2 separate regions of the Mus musculus genome follow, and region 2 is linked to region 1. Evidence: chromatin loops called from intact Hi-C (ENCODE). Cell type or tissue: gastrocnemius. All regions are shown on one strand. Each heading gives the region's core, and the rest is flanking DNA. Links, peaks and the distances in the headings are about the cores only. Region 1 has its middle 9.3 kb from the start of Gm40139. Region 2 overlaps Bcar3 (breast cancer anti-estrogen resistance 3).

Region 1 (5,381 bases), core at 103-5,102:
TTTCTCTAAGGACATAGGCAAAGTATTGCATATAGTTAAGGTAGTTGTTATGCCTACCCCTCCCCAGAGCGTACACCCCTCCAAGTCAGATCACCCAGAAGTCAGTGTGAGGAAACCTTAGGCTTCCTGCATAGCTTCAAAACTCTGTCTAAAATCCTCATCTCCCTTCAACATCAGCCTCTCTGGTCAGCAGCTATGAATGTCAATCACCACGACAGACACCTGAGAGAAAGCCTTTCTGAGGAGGATGCATCCATTGGCCTTGTGGTTTCAGAGAGCCCGGGCCCGTAGACAGCTTCTCTGAGACAATGGTGAGACGGACCCTCGTGGCTAAAGGATGCCGCTGAGGAACACTGTTGGACAGAAGGCAGGAAGAGAGAGACAGAGATGGGATTAGGTAAGTGGCATTGTCTCTCCAGGGTGTGACCTCCACGACCTTTTCCTCCAGCTAGCTCCACCTCCCAATAACGTCATTATATTATGAACCCACAAGGGGATTGACTGAGCCACTGTTTAGGTCAGAGCCCTGAAGAGCCAATCACTACTCTTTTTAACATGGGGTCTCACTATATAGCTGAGGCTATGACTCACATTTGCTTAACATATGGGAGGCCCTAGTTTGATTCCCTGTCACGTATACATATGTATGTGTATGTGTATATGTATAGGGATTATCTTTCCAAACTTGAATATCCCACACCTCCTTTGGTGGTATCAGAGGACAGGAGTCTTTAAGAAAACAAGGAACTCTTTGTAGAGCTCAGCTCCCTCTTAGCTACAGTGCTTAACCACTCTTCTTTCCATGACTCACGGACAGGACAGTCCCTTTCCTCCGGCCCTTATCTCACTGGAGCCTAGGGCCTGGATCTCCTATCTCGTTTCCCCTCCCCCTGGCCAGCTTTCGCAGCTCTACCAGGTCTTTTGAAGGTGCTGCCTCTGGTCACGTCTCCTTTAGTCTCACTCTGTCCCAGCAATAGCAGCCTCCCTGCCTCACCCCCTGCCTTTCTTCTCATTATTTCCCTAGAGAACTCAGAGGAGGAGCTTGGACCAGCTGGGCTTCGCTTGTGCATTCCGCTCCTCTCTCAAGGAACTTCCTCTATCCCATGCCCTCCTGATCTCAGTTTGAGTTCATTCATCCATGATGTTGTCCGGTCCAAAGAACCACTGTGCACCCCAAAGTAGCCCCAGTTTCCCTTGGATCTCTTAGAATACTTTTTAAAAAAAGATTTATTGATTTTATGTATAAGAGTACACTGTAGCTGTCTTCGGACACACCAGAAGAGGGCATCAGATCCCACTACAGATGGTTGTGAGCCACCATGTGGTTGCTGGGAATTGAACTCAGGACCTCTGGAAGAGCAGTCAGTGCTCTTAACTGCTGAGCCAGCCCTCCAGCCCTCCGGCCCTCCAACCCCTCTTAAAATACTTTTTCATGTGCAGTTTTAGCCATGGTGGAAAGACCTACAGATGGCCAGGATGGTCGTGTCCTATGCCATTGCAACTGTGTGTGGTCCAATCGGGTGGCTTGTTAGAGATGTAAGTACTTGACTTGCATATCCCAAGCCTGTGTGAACCAGAATCCTGTAGGTGGGAGAGGTCACCCTTAGGCTCTGCCTCCTCTCCAGTATACCTTGGGCTCTCCCTATCCTGGGTCCTCTCTAGTAGCTTCTCCTCACGGCATCATTTTCCTGTTAATATTTGACTATGTACATCACCCATGCTCAGATCCTAGGAGCCGGATGTTCTGGAAGGACTAACCCAGAAAGCAGTAAGTAGCGGCTTTACCCACGCTAAGGAATGCTTCTGTTCTCTGCTGCACAGACCTTGGAGCGCTCCCTCTGTCCCATTCCCTTGCTCCAGATTGCTTTTTTTGGGCAAGGTCCCTGCTCTCCTGCCAAGTACAGGCGTGTGTTGCATTCACAAACATGTGCAGTGAAGGTCGCCTGCTTGTCTGGTGGTTCAGATAAGCTTTGCACACAGGTGCCCTGGCCAGCCCAGGGCAAAGGTCAGTGCTCTGCAGAGGGCCAAAGCCACACTTTCCTAAGAGGCCCCTCTGTACTCCCTAACCCACTGAGGGAACTTTAGACCTCAAATCAGGTAGGAAGGCTCTTCCGGAATAAGATGTGCATGTGTGTGTCTTTTATTTGGATATAAGTTTGAAGTTACGGAAAAGTCGTAAGTACAGCATGTGGAATTCCCATCCACTCTACCTAGGTTCACATTTTACCTACATCTGTTTCTATTATGACTTTTATTCTTGGGTGGGGGTGGGAAGGTATCATTCAAAAACAGGTTAAGGACATTATGCCCATTTCCCCCTAAATTATTTTGAGAGAAACATGTCAAAACACAGCACAGTTAACAACTTTGAAAAGCATAATATTGACACAATTTATCTAACCCACAGTCCAAATTAAGATGCTATCAACCACCTTAATATTTCTTATGTCTATGGCTTTTTCCCACCCAAGGACCCATTCAAATCATTCATTCGTTTGTTCACTCGTTCGTTCATTCATTATATCTAGTTGTTCCATCTCTTTAATCTTCATAAACATGGAACTGCTATTTTTTAATTCTTTGACCCTTGCTATTTTTGAAGGCTATCAGATGGTTGCTTAGTAGACTGATCTTTTACCTGGTATTTCAGGATTCAGTTTAGGTAAGCATTCTCTGAGAGGAAAAAAATCACCAAGGTAGCATTTTATCTGGTGAGAAAGCTCCTGCCTGCCCTCTGAACCAATACTAGCAGAGTTACCATTGCTCTCTACAAAGACTGCAAACAACCACTTTGTGGAGGGTGCCCTCTGCTGGCCATTTCTAGCACTGCAGCTGTAAACTTCCAACAACAACCCTGGACACAGGGTTGCGTGACCCTGGGAATTATTCCTCCTTATTAACTTTGATTCCCTCACTGATAGAATGGGGGACATCGGTGTCTTCTCTGCTTCTCTTACAAATTGCAAGGTGGTTGAGTGTGAAAGAGATTTACAAAGATGGTCAGGTGTCTCATATTCAAGCTTACGTTCTTGCTGGCTCCTATGACTTTTCTATAGGCTCAGATTAATGGTCCCTAGAGTGCCAAACCTGCTCTTCGTGATTCCCACTCACTACCTGAAAACCCTCCAATGGTGTTGGGCTCTATGGACATCATGATAAGCGCCATATCCCTGCTGAAGAATCCATGGACACAGGTCAAGGACATAGTGAACTGGCTTTCAGTGTGTCTGTCCGAGCAGGACCACTGCTGGCCTGTGTACCAGCCACTATAGCCTGTGTTCACTGGGGTCACAGCCCTTGCTCTTCCCAGGTGGTAAGAGCAAAGGCACAAACCCTCTGACACCCACCAAACATATCCTCTCAATAGGAATTGTCCCCAGCGTTTTCAATGGCACTGTAGGAATCTGTTTACAAGATGAGTAAAAATTCTCTTTATCCCGACTTTAGGTTTTTTGTCCATATTTTCTTCGCCCCCTTCTCAGAAGCCTAGGTCTCTGTCCACACAAGTTCTCCTTGGTGCCTTTCTTCCCTACTTTATTTTTTATTTTATTTTATTTGGGTTTCGAGACAGGGTTTCTCTGTGTAGCCCTGGCTGTCCTGGAACTCACTTTATAGACCAGGCTGGCTTCGAACTTAGAAATCCGCCTGCCTCTGCCTCCCGAGTGCTGGGATTAAAGGCGTGCGCCACCACGACCGGCTTTTTTCTTCCATACTTTTTTTTTGTTGTTGTTGTTTTTTGTTTTTTGTTTTTCGAGACAGGGTTTCTCTGTATAGCTCTGGCTGTCCTGGAACTCACTTTGTAGACCAGGCTGGCCTCGAACTCAGAGATCCACCTGCCTCTGCCTCTGCCTCCCGAGTGCTGGGATTAAAGGCGTGCGCCACCACACCCGGCATACTTTTAATAACTATTTATGGAACACTCGCTATGCTCCAGGCACTGCGTTGGGCTATATATGTGCTTACCCCCTTATCCCCTCCCCCCGCCCCGTGCCTCCTGAGGGGAAGGCGGGGATGGGGGTGGGGTGGGGGTGGTCCTGCTGTGCTTCTCAGGCATTCTTACCTCCTCCCAGGAGGCCCAGAGCCGCCTCCTCCTCCTCCTCCTCCTCCTCCTCCTCCTCCTCCTCCTCCTCCTCCTCCTCCTCCTCCTCGCTGTTTATTTCCTGCTCTCTTAGGACACGAGAGAGATTTATCCAGGGAGCTCCGAGAAGTAGAAATCAGTAGATTTAAGAAAGAGTGAATCTACTTCTCAACACAGACATAACCGCCTATAGAAGGGGGTGGTGTCTGTTTTTCATCTCAATTTTACCTCCAAAACAGAAGCATCTAGAGTAGTGATCTTGACCTATTTTTCCCCCCTAGGGGTCCTTCATGTTTTAGGGACCTTGGCATTCTCAAGACCTTGCGGAAGCACATGGACTTAGTGACGTGAGATGTTCACGGGGTCTTAACACACCGTGGGAAGTCAGTGGGAAGTGTGGAATATCTGTAAGCCTCACCCTGTAACTTTGGAGCCATGGGAGGATGCGAGAGGGCAGCTTGGCTGGGTGGGAAAGTAGCCTGGGCAGCAGACTGGCAAGGACTACACAGCAACCAGACGGAAGCCACTCCTCATCCACCTGTGGGATTCCAAGGTCAGGTTCAGGCTGCCTCCAAGGTATCCTCTGAGAAAATGAAACAGGATTTGACAGGGTGGGGAGATACCTAGGGGCCCCACACTCTCAGAGAAGGGGGTTGGAGGGACTCTTTGTGAAGGGGGCTGAGAAGGGAGGCAGTGTTCCGGGATCTAAATAAATTAATATATTAATTAATTTTTTAAAATCCAAGAAGTATAGTTATGAAAAAAAAATTTTTTTTTTTTGGCTCTTGAAAGTATTTTACTTCAGATTGAAAAATGAACAGCTTGCGCACTGCTCATTCCAGATACACAGTATTCACGAATACAATGCTGGTCATCTGGGGAAATGTATACACACCCCAATTCTCCTTCATGCTGAAAAAATCAAATTTTAATAAAAGAAAAGTAGGGGAAAACCACTGTTTCTCAAAAACTAAGTGGATGCAGAACACGGCAGGTTGTCCTTTTAAGGAAGCGTTGAACGGCCATTTTGGTTTGTTGGTGATGTTGGAGGTTGACATGGTTTCTCTTACACACTAAGAAAGCAGTGTACACTGAGTGACCCCTCTTGGCCCTGGCAGCTATTTGGGAAAGTATAGGAGAACATTCCATGAGAGTAAGGACTGTGTTGTCTTAGTCCCTCCTGTGAACCCAGAATCTAGTGTCCTATCTGGCCCTAGACTATCTAGCAGACACTTGTATTAGTCACAATGGACACACGCCATGATCTCGTTTCTTCTATTATGGTGGCATAAGGTCCCTGAGA
Region 2 (5,381 bases), core at 174-5,173, 150 kb before region 1:
GCCAGACTAGCCAAACCGGTTCACCAAGAGATCCTGCTTCCATATGTAACGTGGGGGGAAATCTAGGAAGACATTCAATATGTACCTTGAGCCTCTACAAGTGCATATACATATAACACATACACACATACACACACATACACACACATACATACACACACACACATACACACATACATACACACACACATACACACACATACATACACACCACATATCACCAGAGACATATGAACCCCACACATGTGGACATGCATGTACCACACACACACACAAACACATAGAACACATATCACCAGAGACATATGAACCACATATATGTGGACATGCGTGTACCACACACACACATGCAAGTAATTTCTTCATTTTAATCTCCAACACAATGATTATTAATAGTTATAGCTCATATAACTAAAGGATTTTTTAAAAAGGAGTCTCAGCCGGGCGTGGTGGCGCACGCCTTTAATCCCAGCACTCGGGAGGCAGAGGCAGGCGGATTTCTGAGTTCGAGGCCAGCCTGGTCTACAAAGTGAGTTCCAGGACAGTCAGGGCTACACAGAGAAACCCTGTCTCAAAAACACCAAAAAAAAAAAAAAAAAAAAAAAAAAAAAAAAAAAGGACTCTCAATTTTTAACAATGTAAAAAGGTCTTGACACTAGAAGTTTAGGAATTTTTCTCTAATATATTTATAGTTTGTTTGAGATAATTTGGATCAACCCACAAATTTTTAGTGTATCCATGCAGTGAACTATGGTATAAAAAAGGAAGTGTTTTAGCATGGTGGTGGCGGCGGCAGTAATATACATGCCTTTAACCCCAGCAGTCAGGAGGCAGAGGCAGGCAGGTCTCTAAATTCAAGGCCAGCCTGGTCAACAGTGAGTTCTAGGACAGCCAGGACTACACAGAGAAACCTTGACACTAAAAACCAAAGGAGGGTTGGGGTGGAGTGTTTTTTTTTATATGAGTATTATATGTATATTAGAGAAAAATGTGTAAACTGAGAGAAATGTGAAAAGCAAAAAGCAAAACAAAACAGAAACATCCCTTTAATTGCCAGGAGAATTTATTTTGACTCAAATGTTATTCACACTTAGCCATTCTGCCACTAGATGGCAGTGTTCATGGGGGTCAGAAGAGGGCATCAGAGTCCCTGAAACTGGATTTATAGGCAGGTGTGAGCTGTCTGGTGTGAGTGCTGGGAAGAGAACCCAGGTCCCCTAGGAGAGCAACAACTGTTCTTAACCACTGGTCCACGCCTCCAGTCCCCAGGGGTTTATCTTACCTGAAATTCACGGAAGAATACACTCCCCCCCCCATTCTTCTCAACTGTGACCTCACTGCTCTTCCAGTGCTCTGACCCCTCTCCCCTCTCCCCTCACAGCCAGTCCACCAGGTAATCTAGCTCTACCTTCGAGTTACTCATCCAATTCCCCGTCTTCCCCCAGCTACCTGGCAGGTCCAAACCCCCAGCCCCTATCACCTGAACACTCGTGTGCATTGTGTGCACACACCCCTCCTCCCTCCTGCCCTTTCTTTTCCTTTCTGTCCCCTAGCAACAAGGAATCCAAAGTGAACCCCAGGCAACTGTAGAGATTCCAGTCCTTCCCCTGAGGTGCAGGCCCTGTGCAACCTGCCCAATCACCTTCTTCCAGCTCTCTGTCAGTGGCTGGACCCCATAGCAGCTTACTTTGCTGCTCTCAGCAGGCCTGGTGGCCTCCCTACTGTTCTCCCAGAGCAGAGGTGTGCTCTGACCCCCATTGCTTCATTTTACCGTTTTGACCTCCTCCGCTGCCTGGCCCTTCCACACTAAAGTCCCATTCTCTGCCCAGCTCCTTTATGCTAACATCTCCCAGCTCCCTCCCTGCTAAACCTTCCCCCCTTAACTTGGTTGTCCTTCCTACGGTCACCCCGTATGCCACCTCCAGAATAGAAGGTCCAGGAATTTGTTCAGTGTTGTATCCCAACCCTTAGAGAGTTGACAAGTGGCAGATAATGCAGGCTATGAAACGACTATGTGCTGTTTTAAACAAGAGGGGACTGGGAAAGCCCAAATGTCATAAGGACATTTTCTTATAAAGAAATTCAGGTTGCGTATCTGATATCTGAAATACTTGAATGTTTTAGACTTCAGATTTTTAAAAAACCTGCACACACACACACATAAATACATATAGAGAGAAAGGGAAAAAAAAAGAGTTAGAGATCTTAGGAGTGCAAAGTTTAAGCATGAAATTAATTTATGCCCCAAATAATATTCTATATGCATGGACCGAAGATAATTTATGCAATATTTTAATAACTTTGCTTATGAAACAAAGCTGCATGGTATGGATGCTCCTATTGCGGCTCTAAGTTGATGATCGGAAAGGTTGCAGGTTAGGAAGCACGTGCCGGATCGCAGATATTCGCATTCTGGACACTGGACACTTACCCTGCACCAAAGGAAGATCCGGCTCGTGCGTTCAGCACAGAGTAACGCATAGCCAACAAGACAAGTCACAAAGAAGTATTTGATGATATATTGTTTTGATAATAGATAAATAAAATTCCTTCTGTGTGAGCGTCTTCTCAGAATTTCCCAACAACATGGATTCCCCAGCTCCCCAGCTCAAGAAATCTCTGCGTAACATGGCTTCCAGTTACTCTCTCCTGCTCCTGCCAGGCTGAGCGCACCCACTGTCCACAGGGGTGGAAAATTCTCTATCAGTCTTCAAAGTACTGATAGCTATTTTCTGCCTTGCTAAATCAAGCACCCTTCCTGACAAAGCGTCAGTCTTATCAACTGTCAGATCACAATGTAAATGCAAGTCTAGCCAAGGAAAGTTTAATGTGCGTAAAACTTCAGGCCAACCCTAATCGGCTCCACCCAAACAACGCAGACAATACGCTAGTGACAAAAGGCTCCATGACTTCACACACCTTGAATGGAGCCAACCCAGGCCCTCTTTCTGAAGTTGAACTATAATGTGCTATGTTATTACACTTCATCTTAAAAGCTCCCATAGTGTCCAGAAACAGCTATAGCCAAATGCTGCATTGCTGTGACATGGAGTGACCACTAGAGGGTAGAGTTTAATAGCAAACAACTCCAAGGCTGAACTCCTGGCCTCTTTGGATGTACTTAGAAGTGCTAAGGTATGGAGAAAACAAGATCTCCTAAGTAGATAGGTCTAAGTCACAGACGATGCCAGAACTGTATCTCTAAAACGTTACAGACTTACATCTCTACAAATTGAGGACACCTCTTACTAAATATGTGAGTATTTAGGACAACAAAAAGTGACACCAGTTTTCATCAGGAAAACTGCAGGTTATTAGCAAGAGAAGGCAGACCAAGGCTGCATTTAGGAACTGCTTAACCATCTGGAAACTGATACTCTCGGGAAACTCTGGGACATTCTTACAGACATAAGTCTTATTTGCTTTGGGGAACATAACGATTTTTGGAATGAGCCAGGAGTGGTGGTGCACACCTTTAAACCCAGCACTTAAGAGGCAGGAGAATTTCTGAGTTCGAGGCCAGCCTGGTCTACAGAGTGAATTCCAGGACAGCCAGGGCTACACAGAGAAACCATGTCTCGAAAATCCAAAAAAAAAAAAAAAAAAAAAAAAGATTTTTGGAATGTATGGCTTAGGGGCAGGCACACACATGTAATTCCAACATGTGAGAAAGCTGAGACAGGAGGATAATGATTCAGGTAGCCTGGGCTCCACGGACCCTCATTTAGATGTACCTTGAATCCAGTTGCATATCATTCAGGCACCAAATATTATTATTAATATTATTAAGAGAACAAGAAGAGTCCCCTAGCTTCAGAGTTGAGCTGTTTAAAACGCACAGCCATGAGCAGAGTTTTCACAGGGTGACCCAAGAGTGACCCTCAAGGTTGCCTACAGGATCTGGGGAAGGTCCAAGGCAGGGAGTCTGAGGCAAGGTGAGCCCAGTGCACACACAGGGAGCTAGAATGGCAGTTGCTACCTCTTATTTACAGGGTACCAATCGCATCCTCGGTTCTGGACTAAGAACTTTACATATATTAACCCATATTAACATTTAACCCCAGATTCCTCCACTTACTGGCTCCTGGGAATTTCAGTCAATGCCTAAGAATATGGCTAGCAAGAACCAATTTGGCATGTGTGCTTGCTTACCAGTATGACTGTGACAATAAGCACATACTCTGTGGCATTCAAATAAAACCGGGTGTGGTGGTGCATTCTTATAAGACCAACACTTGGGAGCTGAAGGGGGATGAGCCCTGAAGTTTAAGGCCAGCCTCGGCTACATATTGAATTCAAAGCCAGCCTTGGGTACACAGCAAAACCCTGCTTTAAAAAAAAAAAAAAAAGTATTCTTTCATAGTTTCCAGATATCCTCGACGCCACACTCTCCCTAAAGCGCCCAGGGAACATCAAGAGCAGGTGCTTGAATGAGGGGCAGTGCAGACTCGCAGACTCTTATCACAAAGTGTAAGGTCCCGCATTCGGGGTGGTCACGGGGGTCAGCAAACCCCAAGTATAATGTTGGAGCCTCGCCCTAGGAAAACCATCTCTTTGGTCACTGGCTACCCCCTGCTGGGTAAGTACTCTGCCATAGTTTTGAGACAGGGTCTCTCACTGAACCTAGAGCTCGCTGATTAGGTCACCCTGGCTGGCCAGTGACCCCCAGGGGGCAGCCTGTCTGCCTCCCCAATGCTGAGATTACAGGCCCGTGCTGATGTACCCCCTTTTAAAAGGCTGCTAGGGGTCCAAACTCGGGTCTTCACGCTTCCCAACCGAGCCATCTCTCTACCTGTACAGCATCATCTCAATTTGGTCAACTGATCTGCAAAAAGAGACAATCTCCTAATACGGTTTCATTCGCAAATACTGAGATTAGTATTTCCTGGAGGAAATAATTAGCTATTATTTCCTGGAGGATCTTCTCCTGACTTGATTATGCCTATAAAACCTTATGTATAAATAAGGTCACATGCCCAGGGTACTAGACGTTACATTTTCAATGTAGTTTTATCAGTGAACACAGTTTAACCCAAATTGAAATTATTGTAACAGCTTCAAGCCACTCAACGGTTCTATCTCAAAACCGTATAGGACAGGGGAAAGGTACAGGCCTGGGGACAGCAGGAGGGACAGGATGGTGGAGTTTAAAGAGGACAAGAGGACGGTTCAGGCCTGGGGACAGCAGGAGGGACGATGGTGGAATTTAAAGAGTAAGGAAGAGGACAGGATGACAAGAGGTTAGAAGCAGACTGACCCCAGGGGGGGTTTAGGCCCAACCATGGAGCAGAATCTAAAAGAAGCCACAGGCCTGATTCTTGCTTGTCTGTCAGTTTCCTAGTGACTTCTCCACCTTATGGAGTCTAGGTCAGTGGTCCTCA

The links. Peaks named below come from ENCODE experiments on the same cell type or tissue, not always from the same donor. Only the 100,000 strongest peaks of a DNase experiment are listed, where the experiment ranks them.
Region 2: it touches region 1 in a loop (17-fold over the local background); 41 of 42 quality-filtered maps call a loop at or near these places.

Annotation. Positions count from the first base shown.
Region 1 is chr3:122,309,689-122,315,069 of GRCm38, reverse strand. No RefSeq gene overlaps it. Among named protein-coding and RNA genes, the nearest start is that of Gm40139, 9.3 kb to the left of the region's middle. In gastrocnemius, for the core only: no CTCF peak of the experiment used is centred there; a DNase peak (open chromatin) is centred at 2,812.
Region 2 is chr3:122,463,933-122,469,313 of GRCm38, reverse strand. The region is part of intron 3 of Bcar3 (breast cancer anti-estrogen resistance 3); the gene reads right to left. Among named protein-coding and RNA genes, the nearest start is that of Gm34349, 14 kb to the left of the region's middle. In gastrocnemius, for the core only: a CTCF peak has its summit at 1,101 (motif pointing right); a DNase peak (open chromatin) is centred at 3,049.